Regions from separate parts of the Homo sapiens genome. Here region 1 is linked to region 2. A link is an interaction called in ENCODE POLR2A ChIA-PET data of the cell type or tissue named here. Cell type or tissue: B cell. All regions are shown on one strand. Links, peaks and the distances in the headings refer to the core of each region. The heading gives the core; the rest is flanking DNA.

The links. ChIA-PET counts read pairs that join two places held together with the same protein. Peaks named below come from ENCODE experiments on the same cell type or tissue, not always from the same donor. Only the 100,000 strongest peaks of a DNase experiment are listed, where the experiment ranks them.
Region 1: POLR2A ChIA-PET joins it to region 2 with 10 read pairs; 15 of 35 experiments call an interaction of 5 or more read pairs at or near these places.

Annotation. Positions count from the first base shown.
Region 1 is chr10:24,924,295-24,936,570 of GRCh38, forward strand. All of the region lies in intron 3 of PRTFDC1 (phosphoribosyl transferase domain containing 1), which reads right to left. Among named protein-coding and RNA genes, the nearest start is that of PRTFDC1, 22 kb to the right of the region's middle. In B cell, for the core only: no CTCF peak of the experiment used is centred there; no DNase peak of the experiment used is centred there.
Region 2 is chr10:24,875,864-24,888,139 of GRCh38, forward strand. All of the region lies in intron 3 of PRTFDC1 (phosphoribosyl transferase domain containing 1), which reads right to left. Among named protein-coding and RNA genes, the nearest start is that of PRTFDC1, 71 kb to the right of the region's middle. RefSeq lists an enhancer at 11,766-11,975. In B cell, for the core only: no CTCF peak of the experiment used is centred there; a DNase peak (open chromatin) is centred at 6,648; H3K4me3 peaks cover 364 bases; H3K27ac peaks cover 1,030 bases.

The DNA.
Region 1 (12,276 bases), core at 2,562-10,561, 49 kb after region 2:
ACAGAGAACACCACAAAGATACTCCTCGAGAAGAGCAACCCCAAGACACATAATTGTCAGATTCATCAAGGTTGAAATGAAGGAAAAAATGTTAAGGGCAGCCAGAGAGAAAGGTTGGGTTACCCACAAAGGGAAGCCCATCAGACTAACAGCAACAAAAGCCAAAATAGACAAATGGGATCTAATTAAACTAAAGAGCTTCTGCACAGCAAAAGAAACTATCATCAGAGTGAACAGACAACCTACAGAATGGGAGAAAAATTTTGCAATCTACCCATCTGACAAAGGGCTAATATCCAGAATCTACAAAGAACTTAAACAAATTTACAAGAAAAAACAACCCCATCAAAAAGTGGGCAAAAGACATGAACAGACACTTCTCAAAAGAAGACATTTATGCAGCCAACAGACACATGAAAAAAAAATGCTCATCATCACTGGTCATCAGAGAAATGCAAATCAAAACCACAATGAGATAACATCTCACTCCAGTTAGAATGGCTATCATTAAAAAGTCAGGAAACAACAGATGCTGGAGAGGATATGGAGAAATAGGAACACTTTTACATTGTTGGTGGGAGTGTAAATTAGTTCAACTATTGTGGAAGACAGTGTGGTGATTCCTCAAGGATCTAGAACTAGAAATACCTTTGACCCAGGGATCCCATTACTGGGTATATACCCAAAGGATTATAAATCATGCTACTATAAAGACACATGCACACATATGTTTATTGTGGCACTCTTCACAATAGCAAAGACTTGGAACCAACTCAAATGTCCATCAATGATAGACTGGATTAAGAAAATGTGGCACATATACACTATGGAATACTATGCAGCCATAAAAAAGGATGAGTTCATGTCCTTTGCAGGGACATGGATGAGGCTGGAAACCATCATTTTTAGCAAACTATCACAAGGACAGAAAACCAAACACTGCATGTTCTCACTCATAGGTGGGAGTTGAACAATGAGAACACATGGACACAGGGCGGGGAACATCACACATTGAGGCCTGTGGAGGGGGTGTCGGGGGCTGGCGGAGGGATAGCATTAGGAGAAATAACTAATGTAAATGTCGAGTCAATGGGTGCAGCAAACCAACATGGCACATGTATACCTATGTAACAAACCTGCACATTGTGCACATGTACCCTAGAACTTAAAATATAATTAAAAAAATAAATAAACCTCTTTCCTTTATAAATTACCCAGTTTCAGTTATGTATTTATTAGCAGCATGAGAACAGATTAATACAAGCATATTTTTTGTATATATACATAGCATGCTTAAGTTTCATGGGACCAGCAAGCTTTCAAATGATAAACGGAGGAAATGCAGACAACGTGAAATACAACTGAAATCTTCAGGCATCTGTTGTGATTAATACTAATAACACATACACTTTCTTGTGGGTCTGACCCTTCCTAGTTTCCAGCTTCCTCCCTCCTAACTGTTAAGTCACTTGCTCCCTATCCTATCCCCACTTCATCTACTGGCTCGACCTCATCAAATCGCTAGGAAGAAATCCGACCTTAGGTGGGGTTGGAACTCTGTGGAACTGCTAGGCAGCCAACTGGAGTCTGATGCCCAGCAACTGAATGTTATGCCTCTCACAATGGTTTTGGTCTTTCTGCTCTGTTCCCAAGTTCCAGTATCCACTGTGTGCTCTGGATTTGTCCCTTGTCCTGTGCCCACGTCTCTTCCTGGGAACTTGCCCAGTACTCCTGCAGAACTAGAGGGCTTTCTTCTCCTGCCAGTCCACCTCCTAGGGACTGGAGTCCTTTTCCTCTTCCACAGATCCAGGAGACAGACATGGTGTTAAAGGACCTAGTTTGGATGTCACTTCTAGCTGTGTGTTCTTGGGAACCCAGCTAACCCCTCTGGCCTCCATGCTCTTACCTGTGAAACTTTATAAGGATCTTGCAAGGGCTTAATAAGCTAATAGATATAAAGCACTTAGGACAATAGTTGGCCCTAAGTACTCAGTGAATATTATGTTTTATTAGCAGTGGTACCAACATACACAAGTGGGCTGATACTGGCTACCTAATACTTGGAGTTCTGAAGGCTGTGATCTTTCATCCATCTTTTTTTGAGACGGAGTCTCATTCTGTTACCCTGGTTGGAGTGCAGTGGCACAATCTCAGCTCACTGCAACCTTCCCAGCCTCCTGAGTAGCTGGGACTACAGGCGCCCGCCACCATACCTGGCTAATTTTTGTATTTTCAGTAGAGCTGGCATTTCACCATGTTGCCCAGGCTGGTCTCGAACTCCGGAGCTGAAGTGATCTGCCTGTCTCGGCCTCCCAAAGTGCCGGGATTACAGGCATGAGCCACTGCGTCCGGCCATTTCATCCATCTTTCAACTACTTATGACCCCTGCTGCACTGGACTTCAACTCACATCTGTAGCAGAGTGAGTCCATTCCCCGAGATGTCTGCTCCAGGGCCGGGTCCTGTTCCTGGTCCTGGATTCAACCCCAGCCTGTTGCAGTCAGCTAAGTTGAGCACAGCTCTGTCCCCAGAGTGATCTCTCAACACTGGATTGATACTATAATTTAATAATTCCTTCTGCATCATTCTCTTATTTTCCCTCTCAGTGTTTGCTTTTCACAAGGAAAAACAAACTCTAATGAGAATCTCTCTAGAGGAATAAATTTGAATATGAAGAATGTATGTCAAGAAAATGCATGGATATTTATAAAATAAAAAGGCTGTAAGGAGTGATAACAAAAAATACTGAGATTAACCTTATTACATAAATGGGCTTTGGTTTCACTTTAAAAAAAAATTTCACTTCATAGAATTAACTATCTCAGAGTAAACTTGCCTAGAGCAATGCTAGATGATCTCTTTTTAGGCCAAACTAGATATTTGTTTCATGCCAAGTTTCTTCATCCATGCCCTGCTGAAAGCCCATCATAAATACCTCTTAAAAACCAAAAGTCAAAGAGAAAACAGGACTGTCAATACTCTTTGTTTCAGTACACATAGGAATAAGACAGATGTTTCAGCGTTTCTATCCAGAGGTCACAGAGAAATTATGTTCTGGTTTTCATAAATACTTCTGATTAATTTTTAATGATTTATATGAACTGATTCAAACCACCCAGGCCTATTCCTGATGTACTCTTTAGTTAATAACTCTCCCTTTGAAGTCTGCAAAAATGTTTTGAGGATGTTAAAAAATATTTTAGACACTAACATGGAAAAAATCTGTAGCTTCAAAGGAAATACCCAACTGTTTGCAAAAGAGTATTGAAGTGATATTGCGGGACCCAATTTTTTTTTTTTTTTTTTTGAGACAGAGTCTTGCTCTGTCACCAGGCTGGAGTGCAGTGGCGCAGTCTTGGCTCACTGCAACCTCCACCTCCTGGGTTCAAGAGATTCTCCTGCCTCAGCCTCCCGAGTAGCTGGGACTACAGGTGTACACCACCACGTCCAGCTAATTTTTGTGCTTTTAGTAGAGGTGAGGTTTCACCATGTTGGCCAGAATGGACTCTATCTCTTGACCCTGTGATCTGCCTGCCTCAGCCTCCCAAAGTGCTGGGATCCTACAGGCGTGAGCTATTGCACCCGGCACAGGACCCAAGATTTTTAAATGACCAAAGAGTAAAGACAATGTTTTCTGTTATATTTCAGCTATTTGAACACTTGCAAATAAAATTGCTGAAAAAGATGAGGCGCTACCAATTTTCACTAACTCCAAGTTACACATTTTTTGTTATAATATCTCCCAAATCAAGATGCATCTTACATACAATCCATGTCAAATCATGGCTTAATTTAGAGCATTTTTTCTTTCATAGTGGTACATAAAGTAACAATCTATGATGCCTTTAGATTTAGTGAAATATGGTAAGTTTTAGAATTTTTGTGGTCTCTCATCTTCCCTCTTCTAGTCCTTTATTTTCTTCTATTTTCCTATTTCTTTATTTTTCCTCTCCATTTTTACTTAAAAATATGTATGTGTGTGTGCATGTGCTTACCTATAAACCTACTTTGGACCCATCTGGCACCCCCCCACAACTGAGGAACTCTTCTACTATCTTCAAAGAATTGGAGTCTTTTTTCTTCACCCAAAGCCCAAGGTGAGACTCTGCTAAACACAGATTTCCTGTCTCAGAAAGAAAAGGAGGCTTTCTTTTTCTTTTTTTCTCTTAAGACAGAGTCTCGCTCTGTTGCCCAGGCCGGAGTGCAGTGGCACAATCTCAACTCACTGCAACCTCCACCTCCCGGGTTCAAGTGATTCTATTGCCTCAGCCTCCCAAGTAGCTGGGATTACACGTGCCCACCACCACGCCCAGCTAATTTTTGTATTTTTAGTAGAGATGGGGTTTCACCATGTTGGCCAGGCTGGCCTGGAACTCCTGACCTCAGGTAATTGGCCCATCTCGGCCTCCCAAAGTGCTGGGATTACAGGTGTGAGCCACCGTGCCAAGAAAAAGAAGCTTTCGGCTGAGCGCAGTGGCTCACGCCTGTAATCTCAGCACTTTGGGAGGCCGAGACAGGCAGATCACGAGGTCAGGAGATAGAGACCATCCTGACTAACACGGTGAAACCCTGTCTCTACTAAAAAACTACAAAAAAATTAGCCGGGCGTGGTGGCGGGCGCCTGTAGTCCCAGCTATTCGGGAGGCTGAGGCAGGAGAATGGGGTGAACCCAGGAGGCGGAGCTTGCAGTGAGTCGAGATCGCAGCCACTGCACTCCAGCCTAGGCGACAGAGGCAGACTCCGTCTCAAAAAAAAAAAAAAAGAAAGAAAGAAAGAAAGAAAGGGAGGCTTTCAATTCCAGGCACCCTTGCTACTTGGAAACAGTTCAGCAAAAGTTCACCCTGGTGTAGGGTAAAGACTACTCACTAAAACTAAAGACACTGAACCTGGCTTATCCATTCTGTTCCCATTCCTCACAAGCACAGATAACAAGAGCTGACTGATTTAAACCCTTTGTTCTGAACTGTGGGAATGAGAGAGAAAAAATGTATTTAGCGTTTCTCTTCCCTCAAGGGAGCAGGTTTGTGGCTAACCCTTAGCTCTAATGAGCTTCTTTAATACGAACGCCAGCTTCCCCAGGGGCCCACATCCCCTGTGTGGCAAATCTCTCGGCCCTACTGTGGTTACACTGTGAGTTGTATTTTAGCTCCAAAAAATCTCTTGGTGTTGCCAACATGCAGGAATTATTCATACAAAGCAGGGCACATTCAAACAACATGGGGCAGGATCTAGGGCAACTGTGGCTTGCCTAAAATAACATTCATCCTCAATTTTTAAAGCCTTGAAGTTGTAGTTTGAAGATTGTATTTTGTACAGAGGTTAGCTAACCAAATTGGTGGGAAACAATGAGATCAGAATGTTGCACCTCTGAATTACACTTTATCCTCACATTGGATTGCATATAAATTAATGAGCTTTTAAACCAGGGCAACATTTGAGAGAGAATAAAGGGAAAAAACTTGGCAAATAATGCATCCACATACAAAAAAGCTGTCTAAAAAGTCACTTGCTGGCACCTAACAATACTTCCCTCAAATCCTCCTGTTTTTCCACTCAAAGTCCCTTAGAATAGATATCCCAAAAGGCCTCCCACTTCCACCCTGATAGAGCTTTCTCAAAACACACTAAATCTGATTGCAGTCCTAGCTGTTTGGGAAGTTGAGGCAGGAGGATCATTTGATCCCAGGGAGGTTGAAGTTGCAGTGAGCTATGATCACACAACTGTACTGCAGCCTGGGTGATGGAGCGAGACCCTGCCTCTAAACACATGTACACACACACAAACACACACACACACACACAATCGGGTAGCTCAAGGGACTGCTGAATTATGCCTGTTTCTCTTTGATTCGAGTCTCTATATGCTCAGGAGTTAGTATGAAGCCTGAAGCTCAAGGTTCTTTCCGAATTTTTCTGGATTTGGCCTCCTAAAAGCAGCAAGCAAGCTTTAAGTGAATCCAGAGAACAAGCAGGTAGAGTGAAAGTTCATGTCTTGTGGAGTATCTCCATGGTGCAGGGCAGAAAGAGGAAAAGCAAAGCATAGTTTTCCATAATTTACAGAAAAACCCAGTGTTAATATTCATTTTCTTAGAAGGTACTACTTGATAGCTTATTAATTCAACATATAAAACATTTCAGAAAAAAAAGCAGGTAATTGTCTATTTATGGATATTGTCATTCTTCCAGCAATAATAGAAGCTGGCTTAGCCGGGTTAGGTGAATGTCAAAATAAAGCTCAAGAAAAAATAATGCTGATTCATTTGGTCAAATGTTCTTCCTTTTAGCCTAATTTATCTCAACACATCTCTAGGGAGACTGTACACTCCAGTGGTCACAGTCTTGAGCTCTGGCGTGGAACTTTGATTTAAATACTAGATCCACCACTTACATGCTGCTTGACCTTGGGCATGTTACTGAACATCTCAGGTGTCTGTTTCATTATGTGTAGTACAAATATAATAAGGCTGCCTGTTTCTTATTTTGTGTCTACTATTGAATTAATCAAGTTTGGAGTTTCCTTTATTCCTTTTCATCCTCTTTACTAGCTGAAAAATTATAAATAACATTCCTATTTTTTCAGTGGTCACCCTTAAGAGGTGCTGTTTAGAGAAATACGCAAGGAAAAGGTATGAGAAATTAGAAAGAAATAGTAGTATTTAGTTTGACATGGATTACAATGGTGATAGTTTCCGCAATATAAAATATATCCTGGGCCATAGAACAAGCCTCAAAAAATTTAAAAGAATTGGAATCATACAAAATACAGTTTCTGCAACAGAATTCAACTAGAAACAATACAGGAATTATGTATGGAAAATCCCCCAAATACTTGAAAATTAAACAACACGAGACAACCAATGAGTGAAAGAGGAAATTAGAAAATAGTTTGAATTGAATGAAAATGAACACAATATATCAAAATGTATAGAGGCAGCTAAAGAAGTACTTAAAGGAAAACTTACAGCATTATATGTTTGTATTAGAAAATAAGAAAATCTCAAATCTATGAACTCAACTTTCATTTTATGAAACTAGGAAAATAAAAGAAAATTAACCCCAAAACAAACAGAAGGAAGGAAATAACATAAAAGCATAAATCAATGAAACTGAAAACATAAACACAAAAGAGAAAATCGAGAAAGCAACAAATTGGTTCTTTGAAAGAATAAAAAAATTGAAAAACCTTTAGGCATACTGGTGAAGAAAAGGAAAGAGACAGAAGATACAATTTAATACTATCAGGACTGAAAGAGAGAATATCACTACAGAGATTAAAGATAATAAGGGAATATTATAAACAACTTTATGTCCAGAAATGTAAAAACTAGATAAAATGGACAAATGCCTTGAAAGACACAAACTATTAAAGAGTGAGAAAACTATTAGCCTGAATACTCCCATATCTACTAAATAAACTTAATTCCAATTAAAAAAATCTTCTGACAAAGAAAGCTCCATGTCAAGATGGTTTTACTGGTGAATTCTACCAAATACCAAAGACGAATTAGTACTAATTCTACACAAACTCTTCTGAAAAAAAGATGAGGAGAAAATACTTCCCAGTTTATTTTAAAAGACCAATATAAGCCTGATACCAGAATCAGAAAAAGGCACTATAAGAAAAAAAAAAAACAAAAAACTATGGTTTAATATCCTCCAAGCACTTAAATGCAAAATTCCTCAAAAAATTAGCAAGTTGAATCCACCAATACATGAAAAGGATAATATGTCATTATATTACATTAATGGAAAGATAGTCCAACATTAGCAAACCAATCAATGTATTTTACCATATCAACATCTCTAGAAAAAGCACTGATGATATTCATTCATAATTTTTTAAGAAAATATGAAAAAACCTCTTGCAAAACTAGGAATAGAAGGAGCTTCCTTAACCTGATAAAGAACATCTTCAAAAAACCAACAGTCAGTATTATACTGACTGAAAACAAGGCAAGGATGTTTTCTCCCACCATTCATATTCAGGAGTGTATAGGAGGTCCTAACTGGCATGATCATGCAATAAAAAGAAATAAAAGGTCTGTAAGTATAAAGGAAGAAGCAAAATCATCTCTATTTAAGGAAGAAATTATTATCTTCATAGAAAACCCAAAAGAATCTATGAAAAAGCTATTAGAACTCATAAGTGAGTTTCATAAGTCATAGGATTCAATATACAAAATTAATAGTATTTCTAAATACTACCCATAAATAATTGGAATTTGAAATTCAAAGAAAAACTTACTGAATATAATAGGATCAAAATCATTAAATATATAAGTATATATCTAACCAAATATGCCTAAGATCTGACACTTGAAAACCAGAAAACACTGAAATAAGATCTAAATAAATTAGGAGATATACCGTGTTCATGGAATGGAAGACTAAATAGTGTTACAATGTCAATTCCCCCCAAATTGATCTATAGATTCAAGGCAATCTTGATAAAATTCTAATGTGTTATTTTGTAGAAATCAGCTACATGATATTAAATTTATATGGAAAGACAAAGAACAAGAATAGCCAAGGCAGTGTGAAAAAGAACAAAGTTGGAGGACACATACTACTTAATTTACAGAGTTATTATAAAGTTACAGTAATCAAAGCAGTGACAATGTAGATGAACAGATCTGATAGTGTCCAGAAATAGACCAACATACATATATAAAGTAAGCTGATTTTCAGTGAAAGATCAAAAGCAACTCCATGGAAAAGGATCATCTTTTTGGCAAATAATCCTGGAATAATCGAACACTTCATGCAAAAATGAAAAGAAAAGGAATCGCAATCCATACCTTATATCGTAGTAAAAAATTAACATGACATGTCTCACAGACCTAAATTTAAATCTAAAACTATGAAACTTCTCTTTTTAAAAAAAGGAGAAAATCTTTGTGATCTTGGGTTAGGCAGATTTCTTAGGTACACCAAAAGCATGATCCACAAAAGGACACACTAGATTAACTGAACTTAAAAAATTTTTTAATAATGCTCTTTGAAAAACAAAATGAAAAAACCTCACTGACTAAAAAATATATCAAAACACATATCTAATAAAAAATTCATGGCCAATATATTTTTTAAAACTCTCAAATACAATAATAAGAAAACAACCCAATTTTTTAAATGGGTAAGATAGTTGAACAAACACTTCATCAAAAAAGCTATATGAATAGCAAACCAGCAAATGTAACTATGTTCAAATCATCATTTATTAGGGAAATGCAAATTAAACCACAATGTGATATCATCACCTATTAGAACAGGTAAAATCAAGAAAAAAATAAGGAAAAACTGATAATACTAAGTGTTATTGAAAACATGGAGTAACAGGAACTGTCACATATGCTGGTGGGAATTCAAAATGATTCAATCCTTTGGGAAAAGAGTTTGGCAATTTTTTTTTTTTTTTTTTGAGATGGAGTCTCATTCTGTTGCCCAGACTGGAGTGCAGTGGCACAATCTCAGCTCACTGCAACCTCTGCCTCCCAGGTTCGAGTGATTCTCCTGCCTCAGCCTCTTGAGTAGCTGGGATTACAGGTATCTGCCACCATGCCTGGCTAATTTTTGTATTTTAGTAGAGATGAGGTTTCACCATGTTGACCAAGCTGGTCTTGAGCTCCTGACCTCAGATGATCTGCCCGACTCGGCCTGCCAAAGTGCTAGGATGACAGGCATGAGCCACTGCACCTGGCCAGGCAATTTATTATATACACTCATCATATGACCTCCCATCTTGCCCCTAAATATTTAGTCAAGGGAAGTGAAGTCATAAGTACACACAAATACCTGCATGTGAATATTTATAGCTGCTTTACTTCTAATTGCTTCAAAATAGAAACAACCCAAATATCCTTCAGCTGATGAATGGAGTAACAAACTGCACTCTATCTATATAATCAAATTCTACTGGACACAAAGAAGAAGAAGAAGAAGAAGAAGAAGAAGAAGGAGAAGAAGAAGAAGAAGAAGAAGAAGAACTGATACGAAGAAGAAGAAGAACTGATACTGTAAACCAAAAATAAAATTCTAAGCCCCCCAGCTGTGGGGAATGAACCCCTCCTCTCAGCCAAGGGCATTCCAAAGTTAACCTGAAAAACTCGTTCAGGCCACGATGGGAAGAAGAAGCCAGACATGCCTCGTGATCCCCTCCTCCCTTTAGGAATTGCTGATAGAATAGACCCCTTAGGTCTGATAAGAAACATTTACAATCTATTCTCTCTGAAGCCTGCTACCTGAAGGCTTCATCTGCATGATTAAACCTTGGCTTCCTCCACAACTCCTTATCATAACCCAGACATTCCTTTCTATTGATAATAACCCTTGCAACCAATTGCCAATCAGAACTTCTTTTAATCTACCCATGATCTGGAAGCTGCCGCTTCTAGTTGTCCCACATTTCCAGACCGAACCAACGTACACTGTACATGTATTCATTGATGACTTCTGTCTCCCTAAAATGTATAAAACCAAGTTGTGTCCTGATCACCTTGGACGCATGTTCTCAGGATCTCCTGAGGGCTGTGTCACAGGTTACTTGTCACTCATATTTGGCTCAGAATAAATCTGTTGAAATATTTTACGGAGTTTGACTCTTTTCATCAACAATACACACAATATGGATGAATGCATTATGTTATGATTTAGGGATTTACTAAAGCTACATGATATATGATTATATCTGTAAGACATTCTGGAAAGGGCAAAACTTTAGGAAAAGAAAACGTATCTGTGGTTTCCAGGGCTTAGGGGTTCAGGAGGTTGACTGTGAAGGACACAAGGACATTCTTTGCATTGTTAAGGAAACTGTTCTATATCTTGACTGTGGTGATTTACATGATTGTATGCATTTGTTGAAATTCACTGAACTCTAAAGAGGATGGATGTTACTGCATGTAAACGGTGGCTCAATAAACCTGACTTTAATTAAAAAAAATGTTAACAGGTTTTTAAAATGCTGTTAACCAGGGACAAATATAATAAGGGTCAGGGCCAAGTGAATGAGAGAAATCTGGTATGAAGGAAGCACAGGGATTTAACCCAGAAGGAAGATAATCTAAAGAGAGAAAAAATTCTCAGGAGAAGATAAAACCAAGAAATCAGAGCTAAGATGTCTTCAAAAACCAGCTTCACTCTGGCCTGAGAGGTGATCAGGAAAACACAGAGTATCTTAAGAAATCAGAACTAATTTCCAGCTGCTCTAGAACTGAGGCAACTGAGAGTCACATGAGGAATGTGGAAGACAGATTGGTGGCCCTGAAGACCGCTGTCCCCTGGTGTACACACCCTGCATAATCCTCTCCACTTGAGTGTGGGTAAGACTTGTAAACGTGGTGGGAATTCGCACCAAAGATTAGGTGACTAGTCAGATGACTTTGAGTTCATCAAAAGGCAGGTTACCTGGGTGAACATGATCTAATCAGGTGAGCTATAAAAGAAGGGCTAAGATTATTCCGTCAGACTTGAAGAAGCAAACAGCTAATGGTGTTGTGAACGACCTGTGGGGTAATTGATGCAAACACCTGGGGACAACCCCTAGGAGTGGAGAGTCTACCAACTCCAGCCTACAGTCAACAAGGAAATGGGAACTGAGCTTGCCAACAGTCAGTGATCTTGAAAACCTCAGATGATATCAAAATCCCAACTAACACACTGATTTCATCCCTGTAAGGTTCTGAGCTGAAAACTCAGCTACACCATGCTCAGATTTCTGACCTACAGAAACTTTAAGATAATACACGTGTATGTTGGTTTAAGCCACTACGTTTGTGGTGAGTTTGCCACACAGCAATAGAAGGCCAATTCAAAGAGTGATTCATGAATTAAAATGTGTCAAGTTAGTTTAGTCAACGAGAATATTTTCATGGTTTGACTCCAAGAGCTCCTCACCCAATAGTAAGTTATTTTTAATGTTTTACTATGCATTAAATCAAAAAGCATCAAAGAAGTTAACATCATAGAGGGAGGAGGAGGGAGACTAAGGAAACAACAGCTTTTTTTTTTTGGCAAGAGTTTCATTGTCATCCAGGCTGGAGTGCAGTGGTGCCATACAGCTCACTGCAGCCTCTGTCTCCTGGGCTCAAACAATCCTCCCACTTCAGCCTCTTGAGTACCTGGGACCATAGGCACATGCCACCACACTCAGCTAATTTTAAAAATTTTCTTTTTGTATATAGACAGGGACTCACTATGTTGCCCAGGCTGGTCTCGAACTCCTGGCTTCAGGGGATCCTTCTGTCTTGGCCTCCCAAAGTGTTGGGATTATATGCATGAG
Region 2 (12,276 bases), core at 1,819-9,818:
TTTTTTTTAAGAGACAGGGTCTTGTTCTGTCATCCAGGCTGGAGCGCAGTGATGTAATCATAGCTCATTGCACCCTCGAACTCCTGGCTGCCAGCAATCCTCCTGCCTTGGCTTCCCAAAGTGCTAGGATTATAGGTGTAAGCCACCACGCCTGGACTTATCAGAGCTTTTTAGTATGTTTTAATACTTGATAGGGCAAGTCTACTTTTTGTTCTTTTTAAAAATTGCCTTGAGGCTGAGGGTGGTGGCTCATGCCTGCAGAGGCAGGCACTTTGGGAGGCTGAGGCAGGAGGATTGCTTGAGCCCAGGAGTTTGAGACCAGCCTGAGCAACATAGTGAGACCAACGTTTCTACCAAAACAAAACAAAACAAAAAACCCAACAAACCCAAAACTGTCTTGGTTACTTTTGTACATTTTTTTTTTCCTGTCTGGTAGATTGTACAAAGATTAACTGAATTAATGCATGTGGAACATTTAGAACAGAACCTGGCACATGTTTAGCATTCAGTAAATGCTAGACAGGATTAATTTCTTTTTAAAAAATTTTATGGCCAAGGGCGGTGGCTCACAACTGTAATCCCAGCACTTTGGGAGGCCGAGGCAGGCGGATCACGAGGTCAGGAGTTCAAGCCCAGCCTGACCAATATGGTGAAACCCCATGTCTACTAAAAATACAAAAATTAGCCAGGTATGTTGGTGCACACCTATAGTCCCAGCTACTCGGGAGGCTGAGGCAGGAGAATCGCTTGAACCTGGAAGGTGGAGGTTGCAGTGAGCCGAGGTCATGTCACTGTACTCCAGCCTGTGTGACAGAGCGAGACTCCATCTCAAAAAAAAAATTTATTATTATTTATTTTACTTTTTTATAGAGATGAAGTCTCACTGTATTGCCCAGGCTGGTCTCGAACTCCTGGCCCCAAGCAAACCTCCCACCTCAGTCTCCCAATTTCTTTTTCTTCTTTCCCCCAACCCCCCGCCCCCCGACTCAGCCCCTGAGGAAATGGCTACTCAGTCCTCCACTGGTACACTGGAGTCTAGGGCTCCCCTGGTTTAAACACTCCAGAAAAATAAGCCTTTTATTTCCCACTGGGATGGTGAAGGAAACTTAGAGGTTCAGCTTCTCCATTCAAAGGCTTTCAACCAACCTTGTTGTTTTTATTCCATTCCTTCCTTACTCCACCTTCTAAAAACCTACTCCTGAACCTTTCAGGAATTTGTGGCACGACCCCCCTACTTCTCAGTGATAGTCCCCTCCACAGGCATTTTGATGTTCACTTTCTCTATTAGGCTGAGTCAGTGCTCTTCCTTAATCAGGCACATACCACCATGCCCGACTAATTTTTTTTTTCCAGTAGAGATTGGGTCTCACTATTTTGGTCAAGCTGGTCTCAAACAACTGGGCTACAGTGATCCTCCTGCCTCAGCCTCCCAATCGTTGGGATTATGGCCGTGAGCCATCCCACCAGGCCTAACCATGATATTTTTCTAATGGTTCAAAATCATCCTATATTTCTTGGATTGATGTTTGTGTGTTTTTAATGAACGTCGCTGGTTTGAAGATAGATGAACAATCCCAAATAAAATATTATAAGTCAGATTGGTCCATTGTTTTATTTTCTTTTGCTACCTTTGTGTATTTTTAAAGCAAAGTTATGCTAGCTTCATGTAATAAGTTGGTTTTTCTATGCACTAGAAGATTCTGTATATAAATGGATTTAGCTGTTTCACTAATGTTCAGTAGAGCTCAGAAATAGTTTCATTTTATTTTATTTTTGAGACAGAGTCTTGCTCTGTTGCACAGGCTGGAGTGCAGTGGTACAATTTCAGCTCACTGCAACCTCCACCTCCCCAGTTCAAGCGATTCTCCCACTTCACCCTCCTGAGTAGCTGGGATTACAGGTATGTGCCACCATGACGGGCTAATTTTTGTATTTTTAGTAGAGATGGCGTTTCGCCATGTTGGTCAGGCTGGTCTTGAACTCCTGGCCTCAAGCAGTCTGCCTGCCTCAGCCTCCCAAAGTGCTGGGATTACATGCATGAGCCACTGTGCCTGGCCAGAATAGGTATTATTTGATCTCCAATTTGCAAATGAAGAAACAGAGACAATAAGAGTTTAAGAAACTTTCCCAAAGAGAGCTGGGTGTGGTGGCTCACGCCTGTAATCCCAGCACTTTGGGAGGCCGAGGCAGGTGGATTACTTGAGGTTAAGACCAGCCTGGCCAACCTGGTGAAACCCCATCTCTACTAAAAATACAAAAAGTAGCCTGGCGTGGTGGCGAGTGCCTGCAATTCCAGCTACTCAGGAGGCTGAGGTGGGAGAATCGCTTGAACCTGGGAGGTGGAGGTTGTGGTGAGCCAAGATTGCACCACTGCACTCCAGCCTGGGCAACAGAGCAAGACTGTATTAAAAAAAAAAAGAAAGAAACTTTCCCAAAGAGGTGCTGCTGGTAAGCGAATGAGCCCAGTTCAATCCTAGATTCGCCTGACTGCACAACATTCTTGTGTAGCACCTGACCCTCACCAGTATTCCTGGAGGGAAGAAGCACATAGTGGGTCCTCCCTGGAGAGGAACACCAAGGGGTGCAGGATCTGGCTGCATCAGTGAAGTCAGAGGCATAAGTTGAAATGGACAGGAGAAATCAACATCTCCGTAGGAATGCTGGTGGCAGAGGATGTGTGGATTTACTTAAATACAAAAGGAAACCTCTGACCTTTAGTCATGCATCTTTGGAAAAACCATTTTGGAAATATTAGGTGACCTGGGCTCTAGGTACTACATAGAGCACGCCAGATAGCGCAGCAGGGGAGACGATTCCTCACCAAACAGACAATTTGGACTGCTTTGAGAACATTCAGGAAAAAAACAAACCGAGGAAGAATACATATCCTAAATATCCTGTCCTTTTGAGGAACCAGAAGAGGAAAAGTAAAGAAAACAAATAAACAAGAGAACCACCCTCTAAGCCATTCATTTCAAGAGTCAGAGCGCAACTTGCTTCAAAATCTCTACACAAAGGCTGTCTCAATATTCTCCGCCCCCACAGAGGCCTTAACTTTGCTTTTCCCCTTTTTTCATCCTAATCCTTCCTCTCAGCTATTCTCCTGTTCTCAAAGAGGTCGCTGATACTCTATCAAATGGACAGAGATGCAAAACAGAGTCAGAAACATTTCATTATAAGAATATTTAATGATCAAGCTGGAGAGCTCCTAATTAAAATGTTGCAACTGGCTCGAATTGATTTTTTTCAAAACTCTGAGCATTTGATACCAGCTCAGATAATAAGGACAGGTGAATTGATTCCAGTATTCCTCGTTTTCCAATCACTCGTTGATGTGAGATGTGACTTGTAATTGAGTCCCTCAGTCTTTTAAGCTGCATGGAGCCAAAGTGGAAGTTGATGCAGAGCCAGGGTCAGTGAAGCTCTCGCACTGTCCCTTGCTTCCACCAGAGCTGTTCTACCTGTCTCTGTTGTATTTGCTGATTTTTTTTTTTTTTGAGATGGGGTTTCGCTCTTGTTACCCAGGCTGCAGTGCAGTGGTGCGACCTTGGCTCACTGCAACCTCCGCCTCCCGGGATCAAGCGATTCTCCTGCCTCAGCCTCCCAAGTAACTGGGATTACAGGTGCGTGCCACCATGCCCGGCTGATTTTTTTGTATTTTTAGTAGAGAGATAGGGTTTCACCATGTCGGCTAGGCTGGTCTGGAACTCCTGACCTCAGATGATCTGCCCGCCTCGGCCTCCCAAAGTGTTGGGATTACAGGAATGAGCCACCATGCCCAGCTGTATTTACTGAATTCTAAAGAAGACACTGGGGAGGAAATGTTCTGCTACCAAAAAACCCAAAAGTTTGAAAACTATTAAGTGGGTGCAAAAGTAACTGTCGTTTTTGCCTTTTATCAAATGGCAAGGACTGCAATTACTTTTGCACCAACCTAATATCATGTTAATGCTTTTATCCCTTGAAATCAACTTACCTTCTTTTCAGTTTCCGGTTCATTTAAATACCCATTTGGTGCTTAGATTGTTTTTGTGGAGAAACTCATGCTTGCAATCTCTGTGGGGTGAGTGGGGAGAAGGGAGAATGTGGAGACCAAGCGAACAGGCAGCTGGCATCTCACGAATTCAGGGACCAGGCTGCCTGGGTTCCGGCCACAGCTCCACTTTTTGTGCACTGACCTTGAGGAAGTTACCTAACCTTTCAGCGCTTCAGTTTCCTTATGAATAAAAAGAGTACATTCAGGGTTCCTACTTCATAGGAGCATAGGGAGGACTAAATGAATTAGTACGCATTAAGCACTTAGAAAAGTGCCTGGTATTTTATAATAAATAGTACATAAAGTTTGTTCTGTCTTCTTGACATCTGTCTTTAGTATTTTTTTTTCTTTTTTTTCTTTTTTTTTTTGTTGAGACAGAGTCTTGCACTATTGCCCAGGCTGGAGTGCAGTAGCGTGAACTCAGCTCACTGCAACCTCTGCCTCCTGGGCTCAAGTGATTCTCCTGCCTTAGCCTCCCAGGTAGCTGGGATTACAGGCTACCAGGCCCAGCTAAATTTTTTGTTGTTGTTGTATTTTTAGTAGAGATGGGGTTTCACCATGTCTTTAGTCTTGCCTTTAATCTTAAGAAACATACACATCTGTGTGAGTCTCCTGACATTGGTTTTGTGATTTATTCTTTGTTCATTCACACAGCAGATAACACATACATGTAAGCCATGTGCTCTGTGGTTAGGGTTTACTGAGGTGGACTGACCCCATGAGGCATATGGTTAAGAAGGACTGCTGTCCCTCTGGTGCCAATCTATTGATTGGCTATCACCTTGGAAATGCACTCATCTGTGTGTTCCTTTGGGGTTTCTCAGTGAACCCCCAGTTCCCATGCTGCAGTGTCTGATGTTTACACTGAGCCATTGCGTGGGCAAAATTTCCATCATTCCACTTTACTGTCTTTCTCTTTCTTTCTTTCTTTCTTTCTTTCTTTCTTTCTTTCTTTCTTTCTTTCTTTCTTTCTTTCTTTCCCTCTTTCCTTCCTTTCTTTCTTTCCATCTTTCTTTCTTCCCTCTTTCTTTCCCCTTTCTTTCTTTCCTTCCTTCTTCTTTCTTTCTTTCCTTTCTTCCTCCCTTCCTCCCTCCCTCCTTCCTTCCTTTCTCTCTTTCTTTCTCTCTCTCTATCTCTTTCTTTCTTTCTTTCTTTTCTTTCCTTCCTTCCTTCTTTCTTTCTTTCTTTCTCAGAGCCTGACTCTGTCATCCACATGGGAAAGCAGTGGTGCAATCATAGCTTACTGCAGCCTCAAACTCCTGGCCTCAAGCGATCTCCCACTTCAGCCCCCCAAGTAGCTGGGACTACAGATGTGCACCACTACACCCAGCTGATTTTTTTATTTTTATTTTTAGAGATGGGGTCTTACTATGTTGACCAGGCTGGTCTTGAATTCCTGGCCTCAAGTGATCCTCCTGCCTTGGCCTCCCAAAGCACCTGGCCCCACTTTGCTGTTTTCATCCTTTCTCTCAATGGACAGCAGTCACCTGGAGATCATGCTCTGACCCACGTTTGTACTTATTGGCTCTCCCTGGACCCATGTTGGTTTTTCTAGAGAGCTATTTACAGTCAGCAGGGCATGGAGTGATCCTGAAACTGCTTTGCAGGATGGAGGTAGAAGATCTGTGGTAGAACATGAGCATGGAGTTCCTGATATTTTTCCAGGTCTGGCTGCATTTTTATCTTGGGGATCAGGTCAACTCCTTTCTATAAAACCACCATTTTAGCTTGTGGGAATTTAATAAAGAATTCACTACTTGTAAACAAAAGAACCTCAACAATCACTCTAGTTTACAGGAAAAGTCAATATTCCACAAATTTTGATAAACATTGTTAATTACCAATTCCTTGCAACCCCTCTCACCATGGCCAATGAACACCGACCACCGTTTTGCACTGAGGGCCCTGGAGTTCTGGGTACAGGAAATGCAATTTGGTTCTTGGTCTTGGCTGGGCATAGCTCATACCACACCTTTCCATCTCTCTTCGAGTGGATAATTCTTATTCTTTCTTCAAGGCTCAGTTTGCGGGGCACGGTGGCTCATATCTGTAATCCCAGAACTTTGGGAGGCTGAGTCAGGCGGATCACCAGAGGTCAGGAGTTCGAGACCAGCCTGGCCAACACGGTAAAACCCTGTCTCTACTAAAAATACAAAAATTAGCCAGGTGTGGTGGCACGCACTTGTAATCCCAGCTATTAGGGAGGGTGAGGCAGGAGAATCGCTTGAATCCGGGAGGCAGAGGTTGCAGTGAGTCGAGATCTTGCCACTTCACTCCAGCCTGGGTGACAGAGCGGATCTGCCTCAAAAAAAAAAAAAAAGAAAAGAAAAGAAAAAGAGAAAGACTCAGGCATCATCTCTTCTAGGAGATTTTCCTGGACTCCCCCTGGCTTCCTCTGCATGGGTGCCCCAATGACAGTATGCATATCTGGATGTCAACAAAGCACATCCAACTGAAATTTTCTGTGAATGTAGCAATTGCCGATGGAATGAAAACTCTTTCAGCACAGCAGCCGACTTTCATCCTAATTGTACCCCCAGTGGCTGGCACGTTGTAGCATTCAGCGTTTGTTGAGCCAGACTGAAACTTGTAAGCGCGCATGTTAGCTGCATTTTTAATGCTTCTTCCCCACCCACTTTAGCCACAAAATGTTGGCAAGCAACACTTCCTGTTATGTCTGAGTGATTCCCACCCAAACTACATTTCTTTATTCTTATTACTATTATTTTATTATCTCAGTTCCTGAAAAGCCTCCTTAATATATACTTTTTATTTTTATTTATTTTTTTAGAGATGGGGTCTCATTATGTTTTCCAGGCTGGTCTTGGACTCCTGGGCTCAAGTGATCCTCCCACCTCAGCCTCCCAAGTAGCTGGGACTACAGGTGTGTGCCACCATGCCCCACATCCTCAAAATGTTAAAAAAACAAATAAAAAAAGTAAAAAAAAATCTAAATGCAAAAGGCCATGTGAATTCTGAACACCGAAAATATAAAAATATGAATTCTTGATATTTTAATACCAGTAGTTCATTGGATAATGAGTAAAGGATACAGTTTTCAAGTGAAACTAGCAATTTTAGCCAGGAAAAAAATTGTATCTATATATATGTAATTACATATATACAAATATGTTTATATATAAACATATATACATAATTTATATATACCAATATTTATATATAAACACATAGAATATAAATATAAATGTATTATAATTATAAATAATATAATATAACATAAATATTATATATATATGTTCATCTATACAATTTAGCTCATTTGAAAGTACACATCCATCTTGCATTTCCTGACTTTGGTGTGCTTAACTCTCCAAACATGATGTGACTTTCTTCTAAGACAAAATGGCTTTCTGTTTAATGACAATGATTAATCACTGTATTGTGATTGGTATTCTACTCCACCCAGTTTCCAAAAGGGGTCCTGGTTAGCTAATCCCCACTGCACAGAGAAAGGCGCTTTTCTTTATGAGAAATAAAGGGAGGGTGGGTCAGAAGGAGGGACACAATAATGGGAAGAAGCTACAGGCTAGTGGGAAGAAAGAAAGGCCACCACGAAAAAGGAAAAAGGGGAGGGGAGAAGGGAATGGATCTTTATTTCAGTTTAGTTATAGATGACCCCAGGAAAAGAGGAAACTCAGTTTAAAAACAGATTCAGCCGCATTGCTTTACATGAACTTTGTTTGAAACCTTGAAGCAGGATATCCTTCTGTTTTGAACCTTGGTATGGACTTCTTGTTTTGATTTAAATTATGTTTTTAAATCATGAGGCAGAGGGACAAACACATGGAGCCTCTTGACACATCTGAATGACCCCAAAGACTCCCCAAAGACTCCAGCAAAGTTTATGTTTTAAAATGTAGTTGATGATATCCTAGCGGTGATCATTTCTTAAGAGACCTTTTTTTTTTTTTTTTTTTTTTATAAGACAGAATCTCACTGTGTTACCCAGGCTGGAGTGCAGTGGCGTGATCTTGGCTCACTGCAACCTTTGTCATCTGGGTTCAAGCGATTCTCAGCCTCAGCCTCCTGAGTAGCTGGGACTACAGTCATGCACCATCATGCCTGGATAATTTTTGTATATTTTTATATTTTAGTAGAGACAGGGTTTGCCATATTGGCCAGGCTACTTTAGAACTCCTGACCTCAGGTGATCCACCTGCCTCGGCCTCCCAAAGTGCTGGGATTTCAGGTGTGAGCCACAGTGCCCGGCCAAGAGACGATTTTCTCCACACAATTGTTTAAAAAAAAAAAAGGAAGATTTAGAATTATCACTTAAATAATTAAATGAAAATGATTTTTCAAAAGTAACAACATCTTAAACCAGCTCTCATGAAACTGTTTTAAGATTGCCAGGAGGATGACATGGTGTTGAGGAAGGGCCCAGGGAGAGAAGTGGCAGCAGATTCTGTGCCATGGAGCCATGGAAACTTCTAGAATACTCACCCACCTTCCAGCATTTGACTGAATCTATCTTCATGTCCATGCTACCGTATTTGGGCCCAAAAAGTTGAGCTCTGTGTGTCACTTCTCAGCTCAAAATATTTCTGAAGATTCCCATGCCTGCAAAAGTCTGGTTTTGTCATAACAATGGGCAGAGCCACCCGCAGAGCCAGGCAAGAGGAGCCCTGCATATCACAAATACCAAAACACTAAGACATTTATTGTTGCTGTTTTTCTTTTTGGTCTTATGAAGAAGATTTTCTTTAGAAAGTTCTGTAACAGATTGAGCTAATGGAATTATTCAAGAGGACATGTATGCTGAAGTAGGCCTGCCCTCCTCTTTGCAGGGTAGAGTTAGGGGCAGTGGTGGAGAAAAGAACAGCCTACCTGGGGAAACAGGCAAAGAGAAAGGGATATTGGCCATCCTAAATCAACCAGGGTAGGGGTCTCAGCAGGACGGCCTCCCCAGATAATGATGCTCCCTTCAGCCCCTGGCTCAGAAGGTATAGTCTTGGAGGCATCTGAGTTGGAAAAGAGGGACATGGAGGAGAAGGACCCAGGACTCTCAGTGCTATTAAGAGCTTCCTGGATCAGTCCCATCCAGGGTGCAGGAGGGTCCTGTCCCCACCTGGGGGCCCTGTCTTCAACTCATGCCCAGCCTTGCCCAGCAGATACCATGTCTGCCTGGGCTTGCAGCCTGGAGGGATGAGCCTGGCTCCTTTAGTCAATCTCCAGGTCAAGTGAAAACCTGAGCTTGGCCATGAACAAAGCTATCAAGTTTCAAAACCTTAACTATTTCAGCAAAGGGTATGTGGATCTGCCTTTGTATTCTCGTCCTGGGACCCATAAATGTTAGGGGCAAGCCTGACTCTCAGAATCATTTACTGAGCATTTAAATTTACCAAGTGCCTGGCACATTAGTAAGCACATTACTTACATGAATCCTAACACAGTCCTATGAGGCAGGATCCAGCAATCACACTCCTTAATATTTATCCAAATGAGTTGAAAACTTATGTCTGCAAAAAGTTACCTAGATGTTTCTAGCAGCTTGATTTATTTTGAGGCAGAGTCTTGCTCTGTTGCCCAGGATGGAGTGCAGTGGCATGACCTTGGCTCACAGCAACCTCCGCCTCCCAGGTTCAAGTGATTCTCCTGCCTCAGCCTCCTGAATAGCTGGGATTACAGATGTGCGCCATCATGCCAGGCTAATTTTTTTACTTTTGGTAGAGATGAGGTTTCACCACATTGGCCAAGCTGGTCTCAAACTCCTGACCTCAAGTGATCTGCCTGCCTCGGCTTCCCAAGTGCTGGGATTACAGGCATGAGCCACCGCACCTGGCCAGCAGCTTTATTTGTAATTGCTAAACTATGGAAACAACCCAGAGGTCCTTCAGTAGGTGAATGGATGAATGAGCTATGATGCATCTATGCAACGTATTACTATTCAGTGCAAATAAGAGCTATCAAGCCATAAAAAGACATGAAGAAAACTTAAATGCATATTACTAAGTGAAAGAAGCCATTCTGAAAGGCCACACACTGTAAGATTCCAACTAAATGACGTTCTAGAAAAGGCAAAACTGTGGAGACAGTAAAAAGATCAGTGGTCAACAGGGGTTAGGTGGGAGGCAGGGAGAAAGAGGAAAAACACAGGATTTTCAGGGCAGTGAAACTATCTTGTATGATACTACTCCAGTGGATTGATATCATCATACAGATCTAAACTCATAGAATATACATCACCAAGAGTGAACCCTAATGCAAACTACGAACTTTGGGTGATAATGATGTGTTAATGTAGGTTTTATTGTAACAAATGTTCAACTCTGGCAGGGGATGTTGATAAGCGGGGAGTCTATGTGGGGCTATATGAGAAATCCTGTACCTCCCAGACAGCTTTGCTGTGAAGCTAAAACTACTCTGAAAAAATGAAGTCTATTTTAAATATTATGAGACAAGGAACAGGTACTGTTATCACCCCAATTTAAGTAACCTGGTTAAGTAACTTTGCCCAAGTTCCCACAGCTGGGAAGTGATGTTGCTGGAGCCAGGCTGGAGATTTCACATACGACCCCATCTTGCTCCAAAGCCTCCACCTGACCAACAGGTTCGGCAGCTTCCGTATTGGCCTGATCACAATCTGCCTTTCAGTGTGACCTGCACTCTAGTGTGTTCCACTGTGCATGGATCACTTGTGCAGATTGTGATTCTGTATGTGTGGGGTGGGGCCTAAGAGTCTGTGTTTCTTTCTTTTTTTACCCCCTTACATTCGGGGTCTCATTATGTTGCCCAAGCTGGAGTGCAACGGTGCTATCATAGCTCACTGCAGCTTCGAATTCCTGGGCTCAAGAGATCCTCCTGCCTCAGTCTCCAGAGTAACTGGGATTGCAGGTGCGTGCCACCATGCCCAGCTAATTTTTTACACATTTCTAACCAGCTCCCAGGTGATGGGGGTGCTGCAGGTCCACAGGCCACCCTTTGAGTAGCCAGGGTCTATGTTCCACACACATCAACTTGTGGGCTAAATCTAGTGCGTATCCTGCATTTTACCATCTTTGTATTTTACATCTTTGTATCTTGTTAATACTCCTTCTTTTTTTTTTTTTTTTTTTTTTTTTGAGACGGAGTCTCGCTCTGTCGCCCAGGTCGGACTGCGGACTGCAGTGGCGCAATCTCGGCTCACTGCAAGCTCCGCTTCCCGGGTTCACGCCATTCTCCTGCCTCAGCCTCCCGAGTAGCTGGGACTACAGGCGCCCGCCACCGCGCCCGGCTAATTTTTTGTATTTTTAGTAGAGACGGGGTTTCACCTTGTTAGCCAGGATGGTCTCGATCTCCTGACCTCATGATCCACCCGCCTCGGCCTCCCAAAGTGCTGGGATTACAGGCGTGAGCCACCGCGCCCGGCCGTTAATACTCCTTCTAATAGGGTTTGGCCATGTCCCCACTCAAATCTCATCTTAAACTGTAGTTCTCATAATCCCCACGTGTCATGGGAGGGACCTGGTGGAGAATCATGGTGATTCAATTATCATGGAGAACAACCTCCATGTTGTTCTCATCATAGTGAGTTCTCACGAGATCTGATGGTTTTATAAGGGCTTCCCCCCTCTCCCTTCGCTCTGCACTTCTCCTTGCTGCCACCATGTGAAGAAGGATGTGTTCGCTTCCCCTTCTGCCATGACTGCAAGTTTCCTGAGGCCTCCCCAGCCCTGCAGAACTGTGAGTCAAACCTCTTTCCTTTATGAATTACCCAGTCTCGGTGTGTCCTTATAGCAGAATGAGAACGGACTAATATACCCTCTATCCAGCATGGCTCTCTGTCACATCTCTGCCTGTCAAAATCATAATCATGCTTAGATATCCAAATTAAGTTCCACTTTCATTATAAACTATCACCTGAACCTCACCCCACCACAACTGTAGGCCAGAAGTGATCTCTCCAGCCAACCCACTTCCTTTGCATGTAGCACCCGTTCAGGCAGCACTGGTTACTTCCTTGTTATATTAGCTACCCCTTGTTCACTGCATATGCATCTGTTCACTTCTGTGTTTTTAAATTTTAAATTTTTGTAGTTTTTGTAGAGACAGGGTCTCACTATATTGCTTAGGCTGGTCTCAAACTCTCGGGCTCAAGCAATCCTCCTGCTTCAGCCTCCTGAGTTACTGGGAATGACTAATTTTTGTATCTCTATAGAGACAGGGTCTTGCTGTGTCATCCAGGTTGGTCACAAACTTCTGGGCTCAAGTGGTCCTCATGCCTTGGCCTCCCAAAATGC